3 separate regions of the Homo sapiens genome follow, and all the other regions are linked to region 1. Evidence: chromatin contacts called from ENCODE Hi-C data. All regions are on one chromosome and are shown on one strand. Each heading gives the region's core, a stretch centred on a gene start or an enhancer-like site at or near the end of the contact. The rest is flanking DNA. Distances are from core to core; before and after follow the strand shown.

Region 1 (3,714 bases), core at 1-2,500:
TTACCCTTTAACTTTCATTTTTAAAATAATATTTTATAAATGCTAATTTTAAAAGTAAGCCTTTTTAGTCTAAGACTATAAGTAATCTTATAGTCCTATTATAGATTTAGAAACAGCTTAGAGAAGTATCAAACACGAAAATTCTGAGTATTAAGTTTATATTCGTCATCAGCTTTGATTTATCTCCCTTTGGGCTTCAGTTTCTTTATACATTCAAGAATATGTAAGTGGATCCCCTTCCCCAGTTCTCAAATTCCCATTTAAATGATCTTACTATTATAAGAAACAAATTCGACAGATTCCTGAAGCATTCTGATTCTGCCCATTACATCAAGCGTCCTGAATAAGAGACAGAAAATCACCACAGCTGCGTTGCAAAGACAATTCTTTCCATTTTAACTCAACTGGAAAGTATCTATTATCTATTAGTGAGCTGCTGCTTCTGGATGTTGTCTCCTTTATTTAATTTTAAAACTAATGATATAAACCCTTTTTAAGTGTCTAAGAAAAACATTAACTTTAACAGCTGCATAACTTTCATCTGTCTTACTGAAGACAAAATGGCAAGCTAACTTGACAACATTACGAGAAAGGCTTTGTGAGTTAAAAAAAGGTTACAATGGTCACATTTTTCTTGGTGTGCGTGTGAGTTGCGGTGTGTGTGTTAGTGTGTGTGTGTATACCAAGATCTTTAATAAAACCCACTTTACTACCCTCTCCCAACCCGATACTGGGAAGGAAAGATGCCTAATTAATATGAGCTCATCGGTAGGTGCTGGAGCAAAGACGCACAGGGTTTTCGGGCTCACAAGCTGAAGACACATAACAAAAAGGTCCCGGCGAGTTCGGGGAGACCGGGCCCGGTCGGAGCAGGTTGCGGCGGTCAGGGATCCACACGTCCACCTCCCACGCCCGCCCCGTGAGCTCCCAAAGCCCGCTAGCCTCAGACCCCGTTACCCTGGAAACTGGTGCCGCCCCAGGGCCTAAGACTACTCCGCAGTTTCTCCCAGCGCGACGCAAAGGGTTACCTCGAGCTCCTGGTTCTCGCACTGATCCAGCAACTTTTTGAAACTAAAGGCGCTTTCCGCCATCACCGCCACTGGCATCTTCGCGGCCGGCCTCGCCGCTGCACCGTCCGGACAGCCAAACCCCAGACTGTCCCTCAGGCGTCGCGCCCGCGATGACGTTTAAAGCCGCCGTTGCCGCCGAGCGCCCCTGCGTACCAGACCGTCAGTTCCGGGGCGCCGTCAGACATCGCTGCGGCCGGGATAGGGCGCCGCCGTTCTGGCCGGCTTTCTCGGTGCCCTGGAGGACCTGGCCGGCTCCGCGGGAAGCTGTACTCAGAGCGCGCGGCCGCCCTCTGGCAGGGAGGAGTTCGTTGCACTTTTGAGGGTTCTTCACGAAGACATCCAATACATAGAAAACAAGTAACAGCAACAGTAACGAATTTTTAAATATTAAAATTGCTGGGGAACACGACGGATCCTGCAGCTGCTCGGCTGTCCCGGTCGTCAGTGACGCTAGGGCTCCGCACCGTACCCTGCATACCGTAGGTGCTCACGAAACGTTCGTGAGTTCCCTGCTCTGAGGAAACAAGCTTAAAAACTCAGAATCTAAGGTGTGAGTCTCCGCAAACCTGCTTGTTGGGCAGCGTCCCCCGCCCGGGCTAGCCCTGCACGCCCCACCCCGGAGCCACGCTTCTCCAGCCGGGACCCCTGCCTCCTTCCAGGCTATTCTCGGAACCGCAGCCAGAGGGAATTTTTTTTTCCTTTCCTGAAACGTAGAGCAGATCTGGTTACTCTTCTGCACAACGCCCTAAAATCTAGGGCCCTTCCCATCCCTCAGAATTTACATCTAATTCTCAGCTCCCCTCCGGCTTGCTGTAGCCATCCTGGCTTTTGTTTAGCACAGCACTTACTGTTAGTGACATTATATTGTATATTATTAACATATTTGTGTTTTACATCCCTCACTAGACCCCCAGGAAAGAGGCTTTGATGTGTTGCCTGCTGCAAGGCTGGCTGCATAATTTGTGGAGCTCAGAGAAAAGTGCGGAGCTTCCTTGTTCAAAAAACAGAAAGAAAGTGCCTCTGAGGTCATAAAATATAAAACTTTCTCTTTCCTCTCAGTTTCTCTCTTTTCATAGTGTTTTTATGTGTTATTTAATATCATTCCAAGAAAAATTTAGATTTAAATTGTTAGCATGAAGTTCACCATCCATCTTTACGTTGTGCAATGCCAGTTTTAAATACTAATATAAGTGCACTGATCTCATATGTGGAATCACAGAAATTATGCAATTTGTACTTCATAGCTTATACATGCATATAGATTTTGTTTTTACCAGAACCACGCTGGTAAAAACAGATGCTGCACAAAGTGAACTTGCCCGTTTTCATCGCACTTTACGTGCACGAATTCTACCTCTACTCTCGACCTGGGACTCACCGATGCGTAAGGAAGGACTGAAAAGCAAAAGAACTATGGACTGGCCTTTTGGCATGATCAGGTGTCTAATATAAAGAAGTGCATGAATAAGAAAATATATGATATGAGTGATGGTTAATACTGACTGTCAACTTGATTGGATTGAAGGATGCAAAGTATTGATCCTGGGTGTGTCTGTGAGGGTGTTGCCAAAGGAGATTAACATTTGAGTCAGTGGGCTGGGAAAGTTCGACCCACTGTTAATCTAGATGGACACCATCTAATCAGATGCCAGTGCAGCTAGAAATGTAAAGCAGACAGAAAAATGCGAAAAGAGAGACTGGCCTAGCCTGCCAGCCTACATCTTTCTCCCACGCTGGATGCTTCCTGCCCTCGAACATCAGACTCCAAGTTCTTCAGTTTGGGACTTGGACTGGCTCTCCTTGTTCCTCAGCTTGAAGACTGCCCATTGTGGGACTTGTGATCATGTGAGTTAATACTTAATAAACTCCTCTCTCTCTCTCTATATATATATATATAAATATATATATCCTATTAGTTCTGTCCCTCTAGAGAACCATGACTCATACAATATGGTTTCTTCATGCTTCTTAAGACACCATTGCCTTCTTTCTGCCTTCGAAACAAGTTTACTCTCTTAAGGGGAAAAGTGCGGCCTTTTGGGGTGTCAGCACCCAGCTCCCTCAGTTGTAGATACAGCACGAGTACCTTGTGCTCACTTTGAGTCTTGCTGGCCTCGCAACATCAGGGGTCCACAGGGAATTCAGTGTGCATGGTGCATTATGAATGCTGTATGGAACATCAGTGGCCACACGTAGAGGCCCGTTTCCCTGGCTCATGCTCCATTGTCTTAATGGACCTCACTTACAAACCACAAGTTTACAGATAAAATTATTAAGCATTTCAAGACAGAGACAGCCATCCTTGATTTTTTTTTTTTTTTTGGCGTAATCCACAACATCTCTGTGTGGAAATGATTGTTTAGTAATTCCCTGAATGAAATGTAAAGAAAAAAAAAAACACTTGTGTGTTCCTCAAGGAACTGCCAACATTAAATAGAAGGGCACATAAGTAGTTAGCAGAACTAGAGAGATCTTGGAGTAATAAAGCAACAGAGTTTCATCCACGGCTGCAAGGAAGAGAAGGACTGAGGGCAGTATGATTCTAAGATCACTTGACAGAACTATGAGGAGCAGGATTTTGAAGCTTGTAATAATGGTCTCTAACCCTTTTCGGGCAAAGAAATATTCAATAGAAGCCCTGCTT
Region 2 (3,714 bases), core at 788-3,287, 4.5 Mb after region 1:
ACCTCAGAGTCTCACTTTCCTCATCTGTAAAAGGAGACAACAAGATCCCCTTCACAGAATTGTTAGAGTAGAAATAACATATGAGGCTGGGGGTGGTGGCTCATGCCTGTAATCCCAGCACTTTAGGAGGCAAGGTGGGTGGATCTCTTGAGCCCGAGTTCGAGATCGGCCTGGGCAACATGGCGAAACCCCGTCTCTACAAAAAATACAAAAAAATTAGCAAGGTAGGGTGGCACATGCCTGTAGTCCGGCTACTCTGGAGGCTGAGATGGGAGGATTGCTGGTGCCCGGGAGGTTGAGTGGGCAGTGAGCTGTGATGACACCACTGCACTCCAGCCAGGGTGACACAGCGAGACCCTGTCTCAAAAAATATATATATATATGAAAAATACCTAGCAAGATCCCTGTGGAAGTCCATTATTACCATTCTTACTGCAGACTCCCAAATGATTTGGGTAGGCTTGAGCTAGATGACCCATAAGATGTCTTCTTAGGATGACATTTGATTTGTTCAAATCAGTGGAGGAAGGGGTATAAGGGTTCCAGAAAGCTCCACTGAGGCAGGATTTGGATCTGGAGCTAGTTGTTGCAGGGTTTACAATAGAGATGAAATGGGGCGGCAGCGGGGGAGAGGTTCGTAGAGGGACAGGCTCAGTTAAACAGCAGGATAGAGAAGAGGTCGGGCAAAGACTTTCTCAAGTAGCAGAGACCTCTCAGCAACCAGAAAACATTCCTGAGGACCTACCTGCCTGGAGTGTTGGAAATCCAGTATTCCCTGAATTTGCACAGTACTCTCTGTATTGGAAACACCCCAATTTCCCATCAAAAGCACCAGGTCACAACCTAAACTAATAGTAATTCCACTTTACGTTTATATCGCAATAGTTAGCAATGTTCACAAGCATCTTTAAGCATCGCTGAGTGTGATCTGACCCTTATCACACCCCGGCGTGGCAGCAGGGTCCTAGCCACTAATGTGGTTTGAGCAACAATGGCTTAGAGGCTGGGTAACTTTTCTACAGTCAAACAGATGGTAAGTGGTGAATCTGGGACTAGAAATCCAGGTTTTCGGATGAAGAGACAGTCGATTTACTAGACTACTAGAAGAGAGGAAGGAACATATTCTACCTCAAGATACAATCCTTGGAGGGGGATAAGTAAAGATACTTCTGCATTTTCTCTCTGTACCTCCAAACTGTTTGATGCTGAAACTAGAAACCGGAGCGGGCAGGAGAGGGCAACAAGTATACTTAGGTCTTGGCGAGTGTGTTGGAAGACGGGAACGGGAAGGGGAGGAGAAAGAAAGTAGGAAGAGTCTCAGGAAGATAATTCCTAAGCCAGCCTTCCACCGCGTCGAGGGCAGCAACCACATTACCTCATTGCATCCTCCAAACTCTACGACAAAGGGTGTTACCGTCCCCACTCTGCAGATGAGAAAACTGAGGCTCAGAGGGGAGAGGGAGTGTGTGGGGAAAGCTGGATTCAGAGGCAGCGCTGCCAGACTGCGGAAACACCCAAACCGCCGAGGTCCCCACCCCTCCACGTCGCAGGCAATCCGCATCCACCAGGGCGGGGCGTCCGAAAATCTCCCCCTACCGGGCGGCACAGCCACCCCTCCCCCGGGCCCAGCTCTTCGCCCTCGGTTCGGACGGCCCTGGGGTCTCCGGGACTCCGGTATCCATTGCTCCCCAGCCCCCTCCTCCCCGCCAGTCCAGGCCAGGTCCGGCCGCAGCCGGATCCCAGCAGGGAAGCCGGTGCCGCAGGGTTTGCGCCGCCCCAGCCCCAGCGGGGGCGGGCGCGGGGGAACTGTTCGGGGAAGGGGCCCCGGGGGCGGCCACGAGCCACTCACGCGTCGAACTTGTTGTTCATCCTCTCGCCGCCGCTGTCGCCACTGCCTCAGGGAGTGACTTCCGCTCCACCGGGTCCCTCAGCCTTGGGCCCGGGTACTTCCGGTTTTGCGCGGGGCGCAGCGGAACGTCGGCGCGCAGGCCCGGTTTGGAAGCGGCTATCTCGGGACGCCAGCTCAGGGCGGCTGCGCAGAGGGCTGGACTCAGCGGCGGAGCTGGCTGCTGGCCTCAGTTCTGCCTCTGTCCAGGTCCTTGTGACCCGCCCGCTCTCCTAAGGGAGCGTGTCCTGGCCCCCTCCCGCAGCGGCTCGGAAAAAAGGCAGCACCGCGTCGTTGACGGCGCGGGCTCTGGACTCGCTGCTTGGTAAAAACCTTCCTCTTCCTCCAGTGCGGGACGCACTCTCTGGTATCTCTTTTGACCTCCCGGAGGCTTTCCTTTGTCGGTCGCGGCGCCACTGTACTATGGCATACCTCGTTTTATTACGCTTCGCAGATAGGGCATTCTGAAAACAAATGGAGGGTTTGTGGCAGCCCTGAGTCCAGCAATTGTATCAGCGCCATTTTTCCAACAGCATGTGCTCACTTGGTGTCTCTGTGTTACATTTTGGTAATTCTCAAAATATTTAAAACTTTTTCATGATTTCTGTGTCTGTTATGGTGATCTATGATCAGTGATCTTTGATGTTGCTATTGTCATTGTTTTGGGGTGCCACATACAGCGTCTTTTATAAGACGTGGAACTTAATGTTGTGTGTGTTCTGACCGCTCCACCCACAGACCGTTCCCCATCTCTCTCCCTCTTCTTGGGCCTCCCTATTCCCTGAGACACAACAATATTGAGATTAGGCGAATTAATGACTCTGCAATGGCCTCTAAGTGCTCAAGTGAAAGGAAGAGTCGCACATCTCTCACTTTAAATCAAAAACTAGAAATGATTAAACTGAGTGAGGAAGGTATGTCAAAAGCCGAGATAGGCCGAAGGCTAGGCCTCCTGCGGCAAACAGTTAGCCAAGTTGTAAATGCAAAGGAAAAGTTCTTGAAGGAAGTTAAAAGTGCTACTCCAATGAACACACGAATGATAAGAAAGCGAAACAGCCTTATTGCTGATATGGAGAAGGTTTTAGTGGTCTGGATAGAAGATCAGACCAGCCGCAACATTCCCTTAAGCCAAAGCCTAATCCAGAACAAAGCCCTAACTCTCTTCAACTCTATGAAAGCTGAGAGAGGTGTGGAAGCTGCAGAAGAAAAGTTTGAAGCTAGCAGAGGTTGGTTCATGAGGTTTAAGGAAAGAAGCCATTTCCATAACATAAAAGCACAAGGTGAAGCAGCAAGTGCTGATGTAGAAGCTGCAGCAAGTTATCCAGAAGCTTTAGCTAAGATCATTGACGAAGGTGGCTACACTAAACAACAGATTTTCAATGTAGATGAAACAGCCTTCTATTGGAAGAAGATGCCATCTAGAACTTTCATAGCTAGAGAGGAGAAGTCAGTGCCTGGCTTCAAAGCTTCAAAGGACAGGCTGACTCTCTTGTTAGGGGCTAATGCAGCTGGTGACTTTAAGTTGAAGCCAATGCTTATTTACCATTCTGAAAATCCTAGGGCCCTTAAGAATTATACTAAATCTACTCTACCCGTGCTATATAAATGGAACAGCAAAGCCCGGATGACAGCACATCTGTTTACAGCGTGGTTTACTGAATATTTTAAACCCACTGTTGAGACCTACTGCTCAGAAAAGAAGATTCCTTTCAAAATATTACTGCTCATTGACAATGCCCCTAGTCATCCAAGAGCTCTGATGGAGATATACGAGGAGATTAATGTTATTTTCATGCCTGCTAACACAACATCCATTCTGCAGCCCATGG
Region 3 (3,714 bases), core at 539-3,038, 3.1 Mb before region 1:
TCAGCTCAATTCCTGTCCCTGGAACTACCCTCATCCATGCCGCCCCCCACTCCCCTTCTCTACAGCCTAACCCCCAAACCCAACTCCTCTAAGGCCTGTTAAAGGAAAACATTATTGGAAATTTTCAGAAGTTGTTCCGAACCCTGGAGACGGGTGTGGGGACCACTGCAACGGGATCTTGCAGTGGGGGAGGGAGACCAGGCTCAGCTCCGAACAGCACAGGCAGTGGGGGTTTGCGGCTGAGGAGCAGGTGGGGTCGCGGGTGGCAAATGACTGGGAGGAACACAGTGCGGGACGGGATGCTGGCTCGGCCGACCCCGCAGGGCTTTCGCTGAAGACAGGTCTGGGCCATCAGACATCCTGGGGATGCTGGGGGACCAGGAACCCGATCCAATATCCAGGGTGGGGGGCTCTGGCTAAACCAACTTAGCAGGGCTCTCTGCGAAAACTGAACCTGACAATGCAGTGCACAGATGGGCCTGGGAGGAGGTTAGGAGGCCACCGAAGTCTGGCTGAGCAAGGAATCTTTGGCAAAGTCTAGTTCCAGGACCTGTTGCTCTCTCTCCTTCCCTCCCCTGTTCTTCCTCTCTCCCTCTCTTCCTCCAACCTTCTCCCTCCTCTTACCCCTTTCCTTCTCCTTTCCCTCGCATTTCTGTCACATTCTTTTTTGTTGTTTTTTTCATTACGGTAAAACTTCACAAATTGTTTCCATCTTAACCACATTTCAGTGACGTTAAGCACATTCACGAACTGTGCAGCCATCACCAGCAGCCTCTACAGATCCTTTTCATCTGTCAAGGCTGAAAATCTGTCCCCACTAAACACGAACTCCCCATTTCCCCTTCCCCAGACCCTGATAACCCCCTTCTACTTTCTGTCTCTATGACTTTGACTCCTCTAGGGGCCTCGGCTGAGTGGAATCATGCGGTGTTTGTCTTAGGACTGGCCCGTTTCCCTCGGCAGAGCGTCCTCAATGTTCCTGCGCGTGGCAGCAGGTGTCGGCATTCCCTTCCTTTTAAAGGCTGAGTAATGTTCCACAGTGTGCATGGCCCACATTTGCTTATGCACGTATCCATCGATGGGCAGGGACAGCGGGGGACGCTTCCCTTTTTCATTTATTATAAATAACGCTGCTGTGAACGTGGGGTAAAGACGCCCCTTGGAGCCTCGGCTTTTGGTCCTCTGGGCTTGTGCCCGGAAGGGGAGTGCTGGGCCACGTGGGTGTCCGTGTTTGATTTTCTGGGACCTGCCCCCCCCCGTCTCCCGCCCCGGCTGCCGCGTCTCACTCCCCGCCGCGGTGCGAGGGGCCCCGTGTGCCGCGCACCCTTCCACCCGTGTTTTGCTGTTTTTTTGACTCTGGGCGTCCCAGGGGTGCAGCGGCCGTGGGGCCCTGGTTTGCTTTCACCTCTTCATCTGCTCACTGGCCGCGAGTGTGTCTTCTTCAGACAAACGTCTGAAGGTCAAGCCCTGGGCTCCTGTGAACCCGGCCGTCTTTGCGGCAGAGTCTGAGGCTCCTTCTTTATTCTGGATCCGGCCTCTGGTCGGAGGCGTGCTCTGCAGGCACTGCTCCCATTGCTGGCAGCCTTTTCTCCCCGTGGCCGCCCGGCCGCCCATCAGAGGCGTTGCAGACGCCCGCCCTCGCCAGCGCAAAGACAAACGCCGGTGGCCGCGGACGCGCCGGCGGCCGGGAGCACCCCAGCGGGCGGGCACCACAGAGGCGCGGTCCTCCGGCGTCTAGATCTGCCATGTGGCGCGCGCCGGAAGCGGCTCTGAGGCCGGAAGTGAGCCTAGAGCGCCGCGGCCCCGAGATGAAGCCGGCGGTGGACGAGATGTTCCCCGAGGGCGCCGGGCCCTACGTGGACCTGGACGAGGTGGCACGGGCCCGGCGGGAGTCTCCGAGCGTGGGGAGCGGGGAAGGGGGAGCGGAAGGGCGGCGTCCTGGTGCGCGGGTCCCGGGGAGGGGAGGCCGGGCGGGTGGGCGATGGGCGCGGCTCCCAGGCTCCCTGCCCCGCGGAGAGCAAATCCCGGTTTCTCCGAGCACCTGGTGAAAGGCGGCGACCGACCGCGGCGGGAAGCGTGTGCCCTAGCCCGGGGGACCAGGAGGCGCAGCCTGAGGGTTGAGTGCCTGCTGGGTGCCCCCACGGCCCCCGGGAACACACCCGTGGTCAGAGGAGTTGCGTTTGCTGCTCTTCGATGGCTGCAGCACCCCATGGGGGCCCGCGGTGCGTCTCCATAACCTCGTGTGGGATTTGAGCTCGTGTTAGGGGATTTGGGGGAAGAAAGTGGGCTTTACTGTGCCTTGGAAGCGAGGATAATTCTCCGATTGGGCCTCTTAATCTTAACTAGAATGAGGGAAGACTGGAGCAGCCGTCATTCCTGTCGGAGCGGAAAAGGAGACATCTGGCATTTATGTGCTTTGCGTAGTGGCCTCGTTCTTCTTTTTAATTATACAGGATTATACAGTCGTCTTGGGGTTTTGTTGGTCTCTATTGTGTTCACAGAGTGACCTTGTCTGATGTGAGCGTTCTGAGATGGTTTATGGTCAGCAGGAGAGCACCACAGCCTAGCTCAGAGTGGCAGGCCAGCTCCTACATGTCAGGGCCTTATGTGCTCTTTCTCAAAGCTTAGGGGCTGCAGAGGTGGTCAGAGGCAGCCCTTGTGCTTGTGGAGGTAATAGCATGGCAGAGCGGCTGATTGCAAATACCAGGTGTCATAGAAAGCCGAAGGCGCACCGACGGATGGACCCTCAGGGCTTTGAGGGGGCTCAGCAAAGGTACAGCTGAGGAGTCGACTCTGTGGCCAAATGCTGGGGGACACATTGGTGTTTGCCAGGTAGTGGGGGATGAAGGCCCGGCAGGAGCAGAGCCCTGGGTTGGGGGATGCCGACTGGCTCACCAAGGGAAGGGAATGTTGTGTCGTTTAACATGGTTGAGCGTGCAGTGCCAGAGAGAGGGGAGACAGTGGGTAGGGACTCTCTCCCTACCCAGATCGTGAAACCATCTGGAACCATGCTAAAGAGGGTGGCTCTGTGCACCCCGCTCCCGAAGCACTTCCATTAAACCCAGGCTTCTCAGTCCTGTTTTACAGTCCTAGGCTTCACAGTCCTAGGCGATGTGGAGCCACCGGAGGGCTTTACAGTGGGGAGTGAGAGGCTCCGACTTGCTCTGTAGGGTGGCAGCATTTACGGGTGAGAGGGTAGAAAAATGAGAGCAGGGAGAACAGGAGAGTTGAAGAGGGTGTGAATGAGGCAGATGGAGGTAGGGACAAGCTTCAAGTGGTAGAATGCGCGTGGCTTACTGTGCTGATGGGGACAGGGAGGGTGGCTGAGAAGCCAGGGGAGGAGACTGAGTGTCCTGGCTTTTCTGAGAGTGTCTGAAAGGGAACAAGGGCATGCAGCTATGTGGGGATCAGGGCAGGTCTGAGCAAGCGGCCTTGTGAATGCTGGGGCCAGGGCAGCAGCAGGACCTGTGGCCAGCTGTCCAGGGTGCTGCTGTCAGAGGAATCTGCTCCCTCTGTCACCGGTTGACTCTAAACAGGACCCAAAATCCTGAGGGCTTCAGATTGCCCAGCTTGGGTTGTGACATGGTTTTTCCACTGCCGTGGAGTTGTGGCAGTGGACGGTCCATGATAGCAGCGGGGCACCAGAACCTCAGAGGCAGAGCAGGTCAGTTTCCTCGGGGAAGTGGTTTCATTCCCAGAAGAGAGAGGGAAGGG

Evidence for each region. Hi-C counts contacts between places; a loop is a spot of excess contacts on that map. Pooled maps may share reads with other maps.
Region 2: a map of naive thymus-derived CD4-positive, alpha-beta T cell shows a loop between it and region 1 (10-fold over the local background). The contact joins the promoter of TIGD1 here to the promoter of COPS8-DT in region 1. A Hi-C loop is called at or near these places in 2 of 168 maps with a recorded cell type or tissue (CD4-positive, alpha-beta T cell and naive thymus-derived CD4-positive, alpha-beta T cell) and 5 of 50 pooled maps.
Region 3: a map of CD8-positive, alpha-beta T cell shows a loop between it and region 1 (18-fold over the local background). The contact joins the promoter of COPS9 here to the promoter of COPS8-DT in region 1. A Hi-C loop is called at or near these places in 3 of 168 maps with a recorded cell type or tissue (CD4-positive, alpha-beta T cell and CD8-positive, alpha-beta T cell), 1 of 37 single-sample maps with no recorded cell type and 5 of 50 pooled maps.

Annotation. Positions count from the first base shown.
Region 1 is chr2:237,083,357-237,087,070 of GRCh38, reverse strand. COPS8-DT (COPS8 divergent transcript) reads left to right here and starts at 1,250. Exons shown (of 3, transcript NR_187934.1): 1 at 1,250-2,915. COPS8 (COP9 signalosome subunit 8) reads right to left here and starts at 1,182. Exons shown (of 8, transcript NM_006710.5): 1 at 1,029-1,182. The coding sequence starts at 1,106. RefSeq lists enhancers at 347-1,241, 1,052-1,601, 1,242-2,136.
Region 2 is chr2:232,548,880-232,552,593 of GRCh38, reverse strand. TIGD1 (tigger transposable element derived 1) reads left to right here and starts at 2,037. Exons shown (of 1, transcript NM_145702.4): 1 at 2,037-3,714. The coding sequence starts at 2,712. EIF4E2 (eukaryotic translation initiation factor 4E family member 2) reads right to left here and starts at 1,905. Exons shown (of 7, transcript NM_004846.4): 1 at 1,850-1,905. The coding sequence starts at 1,869. MIR5001 (microRNA 5001) reads left to right here and starts at 2,021; the gene lies at 2,021-2,120. RefSeq lists a silencer at 1,525-1,894.
Region 3 is chr2:240,134,379-240,138,092 of GRCh38, reverse strand. COPS9 (COP9 signalosome subunit 9) reads left to right here and starts at 1,788. Exons shown (of 3, transcript NM_001163424.2): 1 at 1,788-1,871. The coding sequence starts at 1,809. RefSeq lists enhancers at 1,267-1,376, 1,387-1,486 and a silencer at 1,927-1,976.